2 separate regions of the Homo sapiens genome follow, and region 2 is linked to region 1. A link is a loop called in an ENCODE intact Hi-C map of the cell type or tissue named here. Cell type or tissue: PC-3. All regions are shown on one strand. Links, peaks and the distances in the headings refer to the core of each region. The heading gives the core; the rest is flanking DNA.

What was found. A loop is a pair of places that touch in the nucleus more often than their neighbours do. Peaks named below come from ENCODE experiments on the same cell type or tissue, not always from the same donor. Only the 100,000 strongest peaks of a DNase experiment are listed, where the experiment ranks them.
Region 2: it touches region 1 in a loop (5-fold over the local background); 2 of 110 quality-filtered maps call a loop at or near these places.

The regions. Positions count from the first base shown.
Region 1 is chr13:48,905,018-48,912,841 of GRCh38, reverse strand. No RefSeq gene overlaps it. Among named protein-coding and RNA genes, the nearest start is that of FNDC3A, 67 kb to the left of the region's middle. In PC-3, for the core only: no CTCF peak of the experiment used is centred there; a DNase peak (open chromatin) is centred at 3,811; H3K4me3 peaks cover 903 bases; H3K27ac peaks cover 1,751 bases.
Region 2 is chr13:48,813,773-48,821,596 of GRCh38, reverse strand. No RefSeq gene overlaps it. Among named protein-coding and RNA genes, the nearest start is that of FNDC3A, 160 kb to the left of the region's middle. In PC-3, for the core only: no CTCF peak of the experiment used is centred there; DNase peaks (open chromatin) are centred at 1,506 and 2,976; H3K27ac peaks cover 1,434 bases.

The sequences.
Region 1 (7,824 bases), core at 1,744-6,743:
TATATGGTAACTTTTCTAGAAAAGCAATTCTCCACAAAAGTGAGAATGGACCACAAACGAATCACACTTACCAGAGAGACTGAATAGATTGATAGAATCTGACATTCAGGTAGGTGTTCTTACTATTTTGCTTTTTTTCCTGATTATAAGTTATCATTGATTTAAATGGATACATTTAATTGTTGCTAAAATGTAGCCATCATAATGAAGGGCTTTTTGGCGTATATCATTATTCAAGAATACACTGATTAAAAATAATAGAAAAGAAAGACATGGCCTAATTCAATTCTAGATTCTGAGAATAGCTTTCAATCCTAAAGTCTGAGAATCAACGGGGATACTCTTTGGGCAAATTCATTACCTGGAAGGACACTTTTGTTCATTCAGAAGCCTGTATGAGAATGTTTCCTACATTCTGACAAAGATTTTTCAGAAAATTATAGCAGCTTTACATCTACGATAATACCAACTGGTTCATGCATCAGAACCAATTATAATTTTCCAAGTGGTCACCTGTGCTATTAGTCCAGGATCTAATCATTCTGAGAACAACTGTTGCCTAGCAATATTTTGGTTCATTAGTTTATGAACAGAAATATTGCTATTCATTCAACTGCGGTTTCCCAATGATCTGTGTAACTTTAATAATGCTTCACTAAAAATTATGTGGCAGAATAGTATTTAATGACACAGAAGGAAAAATGTTCATGATATTTTTTAAGTGAAAAAAATGCCTTACAACATGATAATGTGTGGTCCCTGTCTTAGGATTGTACATCTTATTATATTGAGTAATTACAGATTTTTATTTCCTCTTTTTTGTTGTTTCTCTTCATTTATAATATTTTTATCCAATTAATATGTATTTACTTTATTAAAACTTTTCAAAAATAAAAGTGAAATAGGTAGTTATTATAGGCTGCTCAAACAACTAAAACTCCAGAGTGTAGTGGTGTAAAGAACCAGAGATTTAGTTCTTACTCACTTAACAGAAAACAGTGTAGGTTCCAGGTTGGTTGGTAGTGGCTCTATTCCATGCAGTCATTCAGGGACCTAGGCTAACAAAGGACTTGCCATATTGAACAAGTAGCTCCCAAGTCACCATGGTAATCTTCATTCCCACTAGCAGAAATGAAGAAAGATCATAGAATAACATGCATGGCAGGTATTTTAGATTCAGGCCTGGAAGCGGTGCATACAACTCATACTTCACTGGCAAGAACTCAATATTGCCACAGTTAATGGCACATCATCATTATTAACCTATGGAGTAATACCATTGTTCCCAGCTATTCATTCAGGCTAAACAAATGATTGAAATATATATTTTATTTTTAATTCTTAGACTATTTTTTAGTTCACTCTTGGCGCTTCTAAGGGAAGTCTATCAGCTTTCCTGTCAAGCATTTTTTCTCCATAAAGAGCAGGGAATTGAAAATTTCCTTTCCCCAAAGATCCAGGACTTAGCCTGTTTTTGTGTGTGTGTGTGTGTGTGTGTTTTTTAGCTTTGTAACAATCATATTGATTCACTTTGTTATTATGCTCTAACTAAGTTTCATTTCTAAGCAAGTGGCACCTATTATTTATAGGTCAGGAAAAGAGTTAACATTCAATCTTGTCTCCTGGGTGAAGCTAATGAATTGCAAGATTAGTTCACGGTGAATAAATTAGTTTTGAAACCATGGAATTCAGAAGTTGGTATTTTCTTTCTTTAAATCCCAGATTGCTACCTGTGACTCCCTGCTGTTTGCCTTTTGATTTTATAGATCATATGAAATAAGCTCTTTGCATCCTCTTCTTCACCCTTTTTCTTTCTATCTTTTGTTAACTAAAGGAGTAACTTGTTAAATAGTGGGTACAGTCCAAAGAATTATGTGATACTTGTTTCCTCTGGTGATGGTGACAACACATGTCTTCTCATCACAAGTCCTTAAACAACAGCTCCCTCCCATTCAATGTGAAATATTCTGATGACGAAAGTGTTTCCTGCATTCTGACTATATTATTCTGATAACATAGCGGGAGCAGGCTAAGAAACTTGAAGTTCTATATCAAGAGAGTAGGAGTGATGGGTGAATAACTTTGAAGTTTTAAGGTTTAAGGTTAAGAAAAATGAAAGATTATGAGCCAGTTTTGAAAGCTAATTAGCATCTCAGAGGAACGAGGTAAGAAAGGAAACCAGAGTCTGAAATGTATGGCTTAAACAGAAAAGTTGGCAAGGGTGGGTAATCCAACATTCCAGAGCCTATCAAATCTCACTGTCCTCAACATGTCTGTTATTCACATATTCTCTTTCTCTTCCCCTACTTTCCTTCCCCCTTCTCTGATTTTCACTTTCCTATCTGTTCTTCTTTATCATCTGTTTTTTTTTTTCTTGTACCGCCCTTAACTATTTATATACCTTTCCCACTCCATGAGATGGCCACATATTCTAAAATATATACGTTTATTCACAAATATTTTAAGCACCAAATGTCAGTCCCAGTGTTAGGTCCTGGGTATGTAAGGATGAACAAGAGGCTCATAGTCTATTTGGTGAGACACTTCCACTCTTTGGGAGTATGAAAGGTAGAAAAGATAATTTTGCTAGGGAGAGTCAGGGATGATATCCCAAGAAGGGAGCCCTGGGCTTGAGTCTTCAAAGGTAAGTAGGATTTGCCACGTAGAGAAGGAGGAAAGAGGCTTTTGGGCAGAGGAAAGAGCATGTAAACTTATTTTTTTCTTTAAAAAACAAAGATTTCTTGATACTAAATGAACATGAATTATCAACTAGAATGTTTCTTCTTCCTTACGTATCATGAGATACGCTAAACTGACTAAGATATCAACATAAGCTTTTTCTAGCCAGAATCCAGTTAGCTAAAATTCCCATTATTTGAGAACATAGCCGAGCACCAGGTAATAATCTATCAAAGGTCTCTGAGTAAAAAGTTTTGTTGCAAAGTTCCTTTGCTTATTGAAGACCCGTTCAGCCTCTCAGTCAGAGCCTCTTTATGTGTACTATAGACATCATTCTAGCAAAGCAAATTGAAGGCAACCATGGAGCACAGCAGTAGGGAAGACTTGAGAATTTGGAGCTATTTCAGACAGGCTTGCTTGGGGTAGTTAAGAAGTAATGGCTAGAATCCTAAGGGTGTGGAAGGCATCAGAAAAACTACAAGTGGGCTTAGAAGCTCCAGTCATAGCAGCCTGGGAACATTGAGAGAAAAGGCAAAGAGGTTGGTACATTTTGGTCATCTCCACAGAGTAAACTAATTGCACTGATGTCCACAATGATGAGAATGGGTCATTTGCAAAGGAGATTAAATTCAGTTCCGTGTGTTCTGTCTTAGAGGGCAGTTTATAATTAATTTTAGAAAGATTGCCACCTAAAGTAGTTGCAATTTTCTTTTGGAAGGTACTACTATAACCCAAAATAGTCTGCTATCCAGCTCTGTTAATTCCTTGCAAGGTTTTATGGTTTTACTAAATGTCACTTAAAAATTACTACTTACATTTTGGCCTTTTTTAAAACTTAAAAAAAAAAAAAATCCAACACTCTTTTAACTGCCTTTACTTCTTAACACAAGCAGTTAGCTGGCAGGACCAGGAAAAGATACAGACACTCAAACCTTGTTCCTGCCCATCTGAGCCATTGCCAAGCCTGGGGCAGTTGTGAACACAGCGGTGAGCTAGGTATGCTGCCTAGGAGTTGGACATTGTTCAAGGGGACGGATCCCATTAAACCAGACAGTTCTACCTTTAACTTCAAATAAAAATTTAAAGCATTTTCAAAGCCCTGTTTACTCTGCCCCCAACTACCATTTGCTTATATAAAAGAATCATTGCTAATGTGAAATATCACACTGGCAAGCAGCATCTTAAATCAGAGTGAGTCACTGAAGCCTTGGCATGGCCAACTGAACAAGTCGTAGTAAAACCTGATTTTTACAGAGTTACATTTTACAAAATGCTTTCAGTTGGGTAATGCCAAGTGGGTGTATGAAAACCTTGCTGATGGGAGAGTAGATTGGTAAAGACTGTTCTGGTGGAGCAGAGGTTCTCAACAGTGGGTGCCTATTAGGATTTTCCGGAGCTTTTAAGATCCTGTTGCTCAAGCCACACTCAGACCAATTACATCAGAATCCCTGGGAGTTGACCCCAGGCAGCAGTATTTTTTTAAAGCTCCCCAAATGATTCCAATATGCAAAGTTGATCACTATTGCTGAAGGGAAGCTGGCAGTACTTACTCCAATTAGGTAGCATGTCCTTTGCCTAGGATGACTCAGCAGTGAGTGTTATTAACTATTCATGGACCATCCTGGGTAAGCTGGGGTGTATGAGCCCCCTACCTAAAATGCAGATGCTATGTTCCCAGGTGTATCTCAGAGAAATTTTTACATAAGTTCATCAAGAAACATGAATAGGAATACTCTCTGTGGCAATATTTTTGATAAATTGCAAGGCACCTAGCACTTAATGATGGGTAAGATGAATCAAATACATACAAAACAATATGGATTGATGTTAAAACAGGGTGCTAAGTGAGAAAAAGTAGGAAATAGAATGCAATATTTAGCACACTACCACTTGAGTAAATTAAAAATACATGAATACAAAACAAATACAGATTTTTTAAGGAGGTACAAAAAATATGGGGGCAAAGAGAGGAGGAAGAATAGGAAATGGGGATACATGAGAATTAATACATAATTAATAAATATGAGAATGGCCTGGCAGCAACCAATGATAATAGCATGCCATGGACTAAGAAATGTGATGAGGTCAACACCTCTGCCCCTACAGTCTAGAACAACACCCCCTTGCCCCGTATAACAAAGGTCTGAAGAATGCTCATTTAACAAACATCCCCCAAGTTGCAGGCAACTCAAAGGGCACATGAACCCCGCCCCCACCCCACCTAGAGTCATAGATGACAAAAGTTCACACTTGGGCTAGTTCACCTAGACTCTATGCTTCATCTTGGCTCCCCAGCACTCAAAGAGGTGCTTCTATGTCTATTTCACAAGGAAGAAACTGAGATCCAAAAAGTTTAAACAATTTGGTCAAAATAACAGAGCTAGGAAGCAGTACAGCTGACTCTAGCCGGTGACTTCCACCCTCAGGCCTATGGAATTTCCCTGCCATTTTCATTGTTGATTACACCTTTGTCACCTCTTTCTTGGTGGTCCTCCATTGCTCAGTGTCTTACCTTGACTAATTTAGGGCCACATAACAAATATTTACTTAGTACTTTTTGGTAGAAACATGCTAGGAAATTGAGGGCAGGGATGTGAAAGGCATTTTCTTGTCCCTCAAAGAATTTGGTGGGGAGAAAGGGGCATTCATGAGAATTCAGTATAGAGTATAATATGAAGAGTGATATAAGCTACAAACAAAGTGCTATTGGGATAATTGGTGGAGTGAGATTATTTTCAACCAGGCAGCCAGTGGTTTAGGAGTTGGGTCAGGGAAGATTTTGTAAAGATAGAATATCGAAGGTGGGATTTGAGGATAAGTGTGGTCTCCACAGGGAAAGACGGCAAGGAAGGCTCTTCTGGGTAGAGAGGACAGTGACAGTGAAAGCATAGGGTGCAGAAAGCACAGGGTAGGTTTTAAGGATCTGGTTTTGAAGTACACAAGCATTAAGAGGCATGTCGTTGAGAAGAACATCTGGACGGGCAGATGGGGGCAAGGCCACTGAGGCTCTTTAGCACTGTGTTTAGGGCTTCAAGTGTGGGCAGTGAGGTCTGAGGGATAACCAACTTGTCGCTCCTGAATTAGATCCTGTGTTGCAGCCTAAAGCAGAAAAGCATCTGGTAATTCTTTCCACGTGGAAGAAGAGAGGAGAGCCAGGAGTCAGAGGCCCTGCAGCAAATTCCCTCCTGTCTCTGGAGGTGACGGGCCAGGACCTGCGGCTGTAGGCCCTGGTGGTCTCAGTGACCCAGCATGGCCTGTGCTCGGCTGCCATGATGCCCCTTCTCTATCACAATCTTCCCTCCTGCTCCATGGGACATGTTACCTTCATTCTTGAGCCTTGGTGGCACTGGCCACCTGAACCACTCCTTTGGGGTATTTTGCTTAATGAATGAATGTTTCCAGCCCCCTGACCTAGGCTATAGATATCTAGAAGGCATGAATCAGTTCTTACTCTCCTTTTGTTTACTCTCCTGTACAGTGATAGACACACAGTAAGCTTGCAAGGAAAAAGCCTTCCTTGTTAATTATACCAGCCTACTTTCTTCTCCACAAAATGGCTGAAGGAAGAATATTAATACAGCAAGCTACTTAATCCTTTAAAGATTCCTAAGAAGAAAGCGCTAAGTACTCAAATACTTAGATGTTTTCTTGAAATTAGCGTAATTGGTTACATGAGTATTTTTAGCCGCTAACAAGGTACAGAAATCTCCAGAGTGCTAGCGGCTGCTTACACCCACTTCTTGGCCAATATTTTACCAAGCCCTGAGTCATAGCCCTGAAATCAATTCTGTCCTTTACTGCAAAATCATTACAGGGCCGGGGAAAATGATCCTTGTTGTTTAACCAGTGGGGGTGCTGGAAAATCAGGGGACATTGATACTGAGCTTCTGTGATAAGGGTTTGAATGGAGTACGCCAAACAGAGATGTGGAGAACATGATCATGTTCAATTCCAGCCTGGCTCAGAAATAAACTCAAGGGGAAGGATGCTGTCCATAATTCACAGACTTATATGCACTCTCTATAATTCACAGACTCACAAAATTTTTGCACATTCAATTTCTCACAGAGTCTTTTCAATCTTTCTTCCAAAATGAACATTCTAAAGATAAAACATTTATGATATAAGAAACTGAATCTGGGTATAAAATGACGTTAATCTATTGCCAAGTTTTTTGTGCCATCCTCCTTTCTTGAAAAAAAAAAGTCTGAGTTCAAGAAAATGATGACAGAGAAAATATTTGTCATGCAATTAGAAAACGCGCAGAACAGAGGCGACTCCAGTGGGAAGATGTCGCTATTCTCCTTGCCATATCACATATTCCAAAAAATGTTAAGATTGTGGCAACCAGAAAGAAGGGAATTCAACAATTGTAGGGTGGAAATGGGTCTTTTCTTCCCCCCTACACACCTTAAAAGTGGTGCCTTTAGTGGAGGCTCCAACGAAAGGCTCACTTCCCTGCTCATTTGTATATCCTCAGGCTTGGTCATGAATTCCCAGGTCTGGTCTGGTATGTCTGAGCCAACACTGCATGACCCAAAACCTGATGGTTTAAATAAGAAGCTGCTTCTGGCTTTTTTGTTTATGGACAGTCTGGGGGCGCTGGAATACCCAGAACCTCTGTGCCCATGACTCCTTCAGGCTTACAGGATTCCCATGCCACTTTCATTGTGAATTACTGAGTCCAGAGCCTGCTTTATCACCTCTTTCTGGATTGTTCCCCATGGTTCGGTCTCTTGCCTTGACTAATTTAGGGCCATCAAAAAATATTCATCTAGTACTCTATGGGACACACATGCTAGGGAGCTAGGGACTATGGAGGAACAGAGGTCAATCATGGCCCCTGGATATGTTGAGGAGGGAGAGAAGAATGTTCACAAATAATTCAGTACAAGGACCTCTGTAACTCACGTTCCTACCATATGTATCTTCTCTTGCTGGCCAGTACCTTAGTAGGTATCCAGGAGGGAAAATTTGGCCCAAGAGGGATACTTTGTTAAATGAGCTTGTGCATGAAGCACATGGAGAGTGACACAGAGTAAGGTGGCCCAGCAGCTTGTTTATGTCCCCTGCTGGACTGTGAGCTCCTTGTTTTGCTTATCTTTTTTGACCCAGCTCTGCAGACAGTGACTGCGTATAATGGTC
Region 2 (7,824 bases), core at 974-5,973, 90 kb after region 1:
GGAGCCAGAGTGGTGCTTTCAATACAAAAATCTTTTTATATTACGAACCCTTTTTCTAAATCCTTGTGCTTCTGCAATCAGCCAGCCTGCCTGCCAGCAACAGCCAGGCCTGCTGATGGAAAGCCCCTAAAAGGACGTAACAGAGAAATCCTAGGTTCTGCAACAGAGACTCAGAGAATCCTCAACATAATCCAGCAACAATTTCACCATTCAGATATTGGACTTCAGGCCTGGGCCATGAGGGCTGCTGAGTGGCAGAACTGCTGACCTCATGTGGGGTGGGAGAAGAAATCCTGGATACCCCACGGTACAGTGACTTTCACATTTAAAGACTTGGTCACTCTGACAAGTGCTGGCCATGGCTGACACCCCAAGACACAGGAGAAACAGAAGGGACACCTGGAAGGCCTTGCACCCCCAATGGTGTCTTTCATCCATGCTATTCCCATGTCTACTCTAAGGCTCCAAAAAGCTTGTGAGGGAAAATGACTGGTGCCCACAGTTTTCACGCTTCCCATTCTCAAACCCAGTCCTGACCTTCTTGTTTCAATCTAAGAGATCTTTCAATCCATAGTTCTTAGGAGAAGACAAACTCCTTGGCAAGATGTGTAGCTAGGTTTTCAGGCTCCTGTCCAGCCCACTTCCCCTCACTCACTCTGTGCAGGCACAAAGACCTTCCAGTTCTTTGTGCTTGCCATCAAAGCTTCCTCCTACCCCAAGGCTATTTTCTTAGCCTTGGGTGCTCTTCTCTGTTCAGCTAAATATCCTCCCTTCATTTTTCTGATCTCAGTTCAAGTACCATTTCTTCAGGGAGACTCTCCTGACCTGCTTAACTAATCAGCTCCCATTCGTAGTCTTGTGTGGCCTTTTGCATCTCCTCCTAACATTGGTCATCACTGCAGTTTGTCTTATCTGTGTAGTTCTTATTAATATTTGTTGTTCCAGGAGAGCAGGGGAATGATTTGTGTATTATTATTTCCCCTGTGTCTAGCCCAGTGCTTGGCATGGTGGCACTCAATAAATTTAGTGAGTGAATTAATGAATGCCCTTGTATTTGTTATAAAGAGGAATCATTGCACAATTGGCATTTCTTCTGTTTTTGGATAGAGTTTGGCAGTCTGTCAACAAGTATTTATTGAGCTTGAATGGGGCAGAATATACTTTGTTTTTGTATTTTTTAACAGTCCCATGGTATGTGATATGTGAATGCTGTGTTGTGATTCTAAGGACGACAAATAAGGCATAACAAATAGAATCTGATCTCTTTTATCTCCTAATGAGATATGCTACAGTAAGATAAGTAGCCAGAGACCAACAAGCCAGGAATAAAACTACTTCCAAAAAATAACATAGGACAAGTTATGTGATGTGGCTCCAAATGATGGAAAGAAAGTTATCAACAGCTTCCTCTTCCATCAGCAACTTTGCGCATTTTTGTTAAGGATTTATTTGGTATAGACAAGTGCAAAATGACATGGTGACTCACCACAGGTAATACAGAGTAAGCATTACATAATACATCCCAGATCGTTGCAGGAGCTGGTGTAAGTTTTTGTCTCCAGGAGACAGAAAGGCTATACCTATTCTGCAGCAGGGCTCTGGAGAGGGAGGGTCAGCGTTTGTAGGCGTGTGGCACAAAAGAAGTGAGAGTCCTATTCCTATTCTGCAGGTTGATGCTGGCTCAGAGAAATGCCACTCTTTTTACCACTCTTCTGTGTGGACTCCATTACCATGACCAAATGATTGTGTAAAAGGAAAAGTGATTTGAGGGGAATTGAAGGCAGCAGACTTGTTTACCAAATGTTAACTTTGGTCCTAATACCAAGTCACTGATAGGTGCCATGTGCCACGATGTGGCTTTGTTTGCCACAGCAGGCACTGTGAAGAGTAACCTCAGTGAAGACTCCTGGCAAGGAGGTTTGCCTGGCACGGAAGAGCCAGGAATGAAGGCTGGACTTTGAAGCCTTTCCTGAACAGCAATGGGGCAACAGTGAAGTGAATGAATTGTCACCTTATAAATATCTGATGACTATTAAATGGCATGTTTGTCTCACTAGAGAAATACCATGCATCTTAAGAGCATTTTTGCAGAGAACATGCTGTTTTGTTGACCTATAAATCAGAAGCTTAAGAAAAAAACAAAACCTTTATTTGTCCCAGATGTGTACTAGAAACCCAATGTCCTAATCTGAGGAACCAACTCGGTGCCTGGGAAGGTAATGTCTCATTTAGACTTCTTCTGCAGGGGATGGTGATAGACTGTCTTCACACTTCACATCCGTGAAATATTTTGCAGGTTATGAAATTGATTTGAAAAATAGTTTTAAAAATCCCAAACCATTGGTGATTTAGCCCCAAATTAATATCTTTTCAAAAGATGTGGATTAAAGGTGAATAAAGGTAAGCTGGGGGGTTATGAGATATAATAAAAATGTGGGGTTACGAGAATGGTGATATCAAAAGGATTAGTCATGGATTTTGAAACACAAGATAATGGGTAGGAAATGGTGGTCATCTGTTGTGTTTGGCAGCCCTACATCAATCTCCTTTCCATAGCATCCTGATTTCATTTAAGGGGATTAGCTTTCTCCCACATGTGTCTTCTTAATGGCAGAGAGAGTACATCCCTGCCTCTAAGGAAATGGAAAAGAATCCATGCTCTTTTGCCGTGGGGGATGGGCACATGATCTGGGCTCAACCAATTGGATTCACCATCTCAGGAACTTGAGTCTTGAGCAAGTGCTGAAAGGATGGAAGAAACAGGCCATTTGTATCAGGGATGGGGCAGTGTTTGACCAGTCCATTCTGCTGTGTGGCTGTAGCTGTGTTCTTACTGCCTGGTCCTCCAGTGCCATTAGTTCCAGCTGGTTTTAGTTGCTTAATGCCTGTTACTCCAGCCTCCTGTTGATTTTCTGAGCCCTTATGTTTCTCCAACAAATTCCTTTGGCTTAAGACAGCTAGAGTTGGTGACTAATATACAGATGATAAATTCCCATAAAGGAGGCTGTTAAAGTGGTAAGAAAATAAAAACTTTGTCCTTCAATGACTCAGAAATAATCCCTTTGGATTTGTTCATGCCTCAGCCCTGCATTCTGACCTCAGATCTCTGCCCAATAAGCAATCTCTGGCTGCCTGAGATAATGATCCTATAGTGGCCACCATTAAGGTGGTAACTTCAACTCACCTAAGATATGAAATATAAGATAGGAAGAACTGAAGATAGAGATGATAAAATATAACCAACACATAGTATTGATACTTGTGTGTCAAGTGTAATGATATTTAATAAATGCTTGCTAGTAAAAGCTCGTGTCATGTCACAGAGAATTTGTTACATTGGAGAAACTGACATGTAAGTCTTATGCATTTGATTTAAAATGTGTATTTGAATTTAGGCTTCTCATATAAGCAAAAACAGCATAAGAAAAATGGACTTGGCCTATAACCAGTATTAGACTGTTTAAAAGAGCTTAACATTTTAATTCATTCATTTTACAAAACCTTCTAAGTATTTGAAGAAGCTATTGCTTCTTCTGGTTGTAAGCCAGAAGCCATTTAGGCATTTGAAGGGCTGAAAAAATGAAATGCATTATTTTTATTAATGAGGCTTAAAGTGTTAAAAGGTATTTGATTAACTAATTTTGAAAGGGGAGTTCCTTGTTACAGATGCTTAGAATGTTTGATGTGAATGGATCAGATATAATAGCCCAATAACATTTTTAAGTTAAACCTCAAGTCCTTAAAGTAAACAAGGTTTTAAATTTGTATTTAATCAACTAATTTGATTTCTATCTGATAACGATAGTGTTTTCTGTGTACAAGTCCCCTCTGATATCAGAATACTCATGTTGACAGCTCACAAACCTACATGTGAAAGCTCTGGACTGGATTAGGCTAGAGTTCTCCCCAAGAGACATCAGTTTAGGATCACATAGATGGAGGCTTGGAGAAGGCTGCCCAAAACACAACTTTTCATGTAGGAGACACCTGGCATGCTGAAAGTTGTGCATCTACTCCTAAGCTGGCCTTTATCCTGACGATTGTCACCTCTGCATAAAGTTCCATACCTCTCTCTTCCAAATCAATTTGTTTGGTTGGTTTTCTGGCTACTCCCAAAATTAGGCTCTGAAATTCTCCACTTTCCCAATGACATAGCCTGTCATTCCTTTCACCACACATGCGCTCCACTTTGCAGGTTTGGAATCATTGTTTGCTGCTCAGGTTTGCTATGAAATAGAGATGGTTTCACTTTCACATCTGGTATCTTCAATTTTGCAGCTTGCTCCTGGCTCTCTTCTTAGCATCTATTATAGTGTTGTCTCTTTTTCTCATCTCCTCTCCAAACCTTGACATTTTGCTAAATTTTGGAATCAATTTCTTCAGAAGTACGTTGTGAGATTGCGTGTTGATGGCATTAGATAAAAGAGCACTGCATTTTGTGTTGCATAGCAAAAAAAGGATGGCATTTGTGTATTTTGGAGTATTGTGAGATGAATGAGCTTCCATATAATTGCAGAACTGAAGTGACAGGGACTCTTCTAATTTTTAAGGCAGGAGGGAAAACAAATTTGGACTAAAATAGGCAGACTGGAGCTGAAAGGCATCCTATTACCTGTGCATTAAGGCAGCCAACTAATCAATCTCAGACAGTCCCGCCAGCTCACATCTTCCAGGTCATCTCTGTCTTATCACTCCATTGTGTAACTCAGGACAATTTATAGCCTGCCTGTGGTTGCTTTGTGTTTATGTTTTTCGGAGTGTGTGCTGAAAAGCTCTAATTCAGCTCTTTTTGTTGAGTTCCTCATGTGTGCATTTGTTTTTTGTTTTTTGCTTTGATTATTTTGCTATAGGGAATTTACTCTGATCTTGTAACATAGGCAGATTATAGTTGCAATTTCATTTGAAATTGATACAAATATGCAAACGTAGAGTGAATGAGGAAGTATTAGATGTATTTGCTTCATCCTGCTTCTCCACCTAGGGAAAATCAATCCATGTTATTTCCACACACTCAAGATACTCTTACATATATTACAGTACCTCTCAAAATGAACTGCCTTTTCACTGAGAGCTTTTGTTTACATAGGGGACATGAATAGTTCAAAAGCCATACTAATAAAATTATACTGCAAGGACTTAGGATAATGTATTCTTTGGGAAAATCATATAATTTTGGTATAAAATTTAAGAATTATAACCAGTGAATTATTTACAATCTTGACAGTGGTAATCTGTATTAAAAAAAAATTGGCCAAGCACAGTGGCTCACACCTGTAATCCCAGCACTTTGGGAGGCCGAGGCAGGTGAATCACCTGAGGTCGGGAATTCAAGACCAGCCTGGCCAACATGGTGAAACCTCATCTCTACTTATATTATTTTTCCCCTTTATTTATGATACCCCACCATTATGTTTAGTATGTATATGATATATAAAAATATGTATATATGTTTTTAGTTTTATAATTGACATTATGCTATAGATCTCACTGTCTGTAGTGCGATCAGAATTTTACTTTTTTGTTGTTGTTGTTGAGATGGAGTTTTGCTCTTGTTGCCCAGGCTGGAGTTCAACGGCATGATCTTGGCTCACTGCAACCTCCACCTCCCGTGTTCATGCAATTCTCCTGCCTCAGCGTCCATGTAGCTGGGGTTACAGGCATGTGCCACCACACCTGGCTAATTTTGTATTTTTAGTAGAGGTAGGATTTCTCCATGTTGGCCAAGCTGGTCTCGAACCTCTGACCTCATGTGATCTGCCTGCCTCGGCCTCCCAAACTGCTGGGATTACAGGTGTGAGCCACTGAGCCTGGCCCAGAATTTTACTTTTTTTACTTAACACTAGTTTCAGGAGCTCTATTCATGTTGCTTTATGTACCTCCAGTTTATTGTTTCTGGCTGCTGTATAGTATTCCATATGAGCTTCAGCTGTATTTTATTTATCCATCCCTTGGTTGCTGATGAGCAGCTATTTTGCCTCCCAGTATCCCTTCCCTACCATGAAATAAAATGCTGTGATGAACTTCTTTGTACCTGTCATCTTTGGATCTATGGATACTTTCCTCTGGGTTTAGACTCAAGAGTGAAACTAGATGTACTAAATTTCACTAAGTTTTGCCAATTTTTTTCTCCAGAATGGTTGCACTGGTTTTATGCTTTCACAAGCAGTGCATGAGAAAAGCCATTTTCCTACACACTTGCTAATATTGGCTATTATCTAATTTTAAAAATATTTGCCAACTTATGCATAGTATAAAGGAGTATTTTATTCTTTTTTCAATTTGCATTCCTACAATTGCTAATGCAGCTAAACATATATTTGTTAGCCATTCTGATTTCCCCTTTTATACATTGCTTATTGACATCATTTACCTGCATTTCTTTTAGAGTCCCAATCTTTTTCTTATTAATTGACAAAATTTCCTTGAAATATTAATCTTTTATGGTTTTTAACATTGCAAATATTTTCTCCCAATCTTTTATGCAATTGTTAAGTTTTTCTGTCATGCTATTTGTTGAACAGAAATCCTTAATATTGATGTAGTCAAATTCATAATTTTTGCCTAGTGCTTAATTTTTTTGGAATCTTGCTTGGGAATATAGTCATACTCCAAGGCCACAGAGATAGTCTCTGGTACTTTTTCTATTTATGTCTTTAAGCCATTTGGAGTGTTTCTTTATATAGTAGGGATAAATTTTATTATTCTCTCTATATAAAAAAGGTCAGAATTTTCCAAAGTATTTTCCATGGAAAACTAATTATGTGAGATATGAAATGGTTAAGAGAAAAAGAGTTTTCTGGTCCAATAAGTTTGGGATAAATCTGGTTAAACAGATTTTTATCTTACAGATCTTTTCAGAGTCTTTACTGTGCTAATATATATTTCGAATATTAAGGAGTGGGCAAACTACCAGTCCATGGGCCAAACATGGCCCACAGCCTGTTTTTGTACAGCTTCCAAGCTAAGAATATTCATTATATTTTTAAAGGGTTGTGAAGAAGTGGAAGGAGGAGGAGGGAGAGAAGGTGAAGGGAGAAGAGGAAGAGGAGAAGAAGACCCTATATAACCCACAAAGCCTAAAATATTTACTATCTGGTCCTTCACGGGACAAATTTGCTGATCCCTAATCTATAGTATGCCAAATGGCCAAAAATATATTTATCCCAGAATCCTTTGGTAGAAGAAGTTCTCATGGTCTTCAGCTTTCTTTTTTTTCCTTCCTTCTTTCTTTCTTTCTTTTTTTCTTTCTTCCTTTCTTTCTTTCTTCTTTCTTTCCTTTCCTTTTTTTTTTTTTTTTTTTTTTTTTGATGGAGTCACACTCTGTCACCCAGGCTGGAGTGCAGTGGCACAATCTCAGCTCACTGCAACCTCCATCTCCCAAGCAATCCTCCTGCCTCAGCCTCCCAAGTAGCTGGGATTACAGGCACGCACCACCACACCTGGCTAATTTTTGTATTTTTAGTAGAGATTGGGTTTTGCCATGTTGGCCAGGCTGGTCTCAAGCTCCTCACCTCAGGTGATCCACCCTCCTCGGCCTCCCAAAGTGCTGGGATTACAGGGTGAGCCTCCGTGCCTGGCCGATCTTTGTGTTCTGCAAGGTAAACACCAGGAAAAATTAGTCTGGGCAAGATGGACACAGTATCAACAAAAGCATTAATCTGGTAAATTTCCAGTTAATTTGAAAGCTGTAGAATCACGAAATTATTAAAGTTAGATTAATTGATCTTAGTGGCCAGTCTGTTCCAACCTTCTACTCAATGCCAATCCAATCATGACAATGTCTGATGTTTCTTTTCACTTACACAACCATAGAAGGGAAACTCC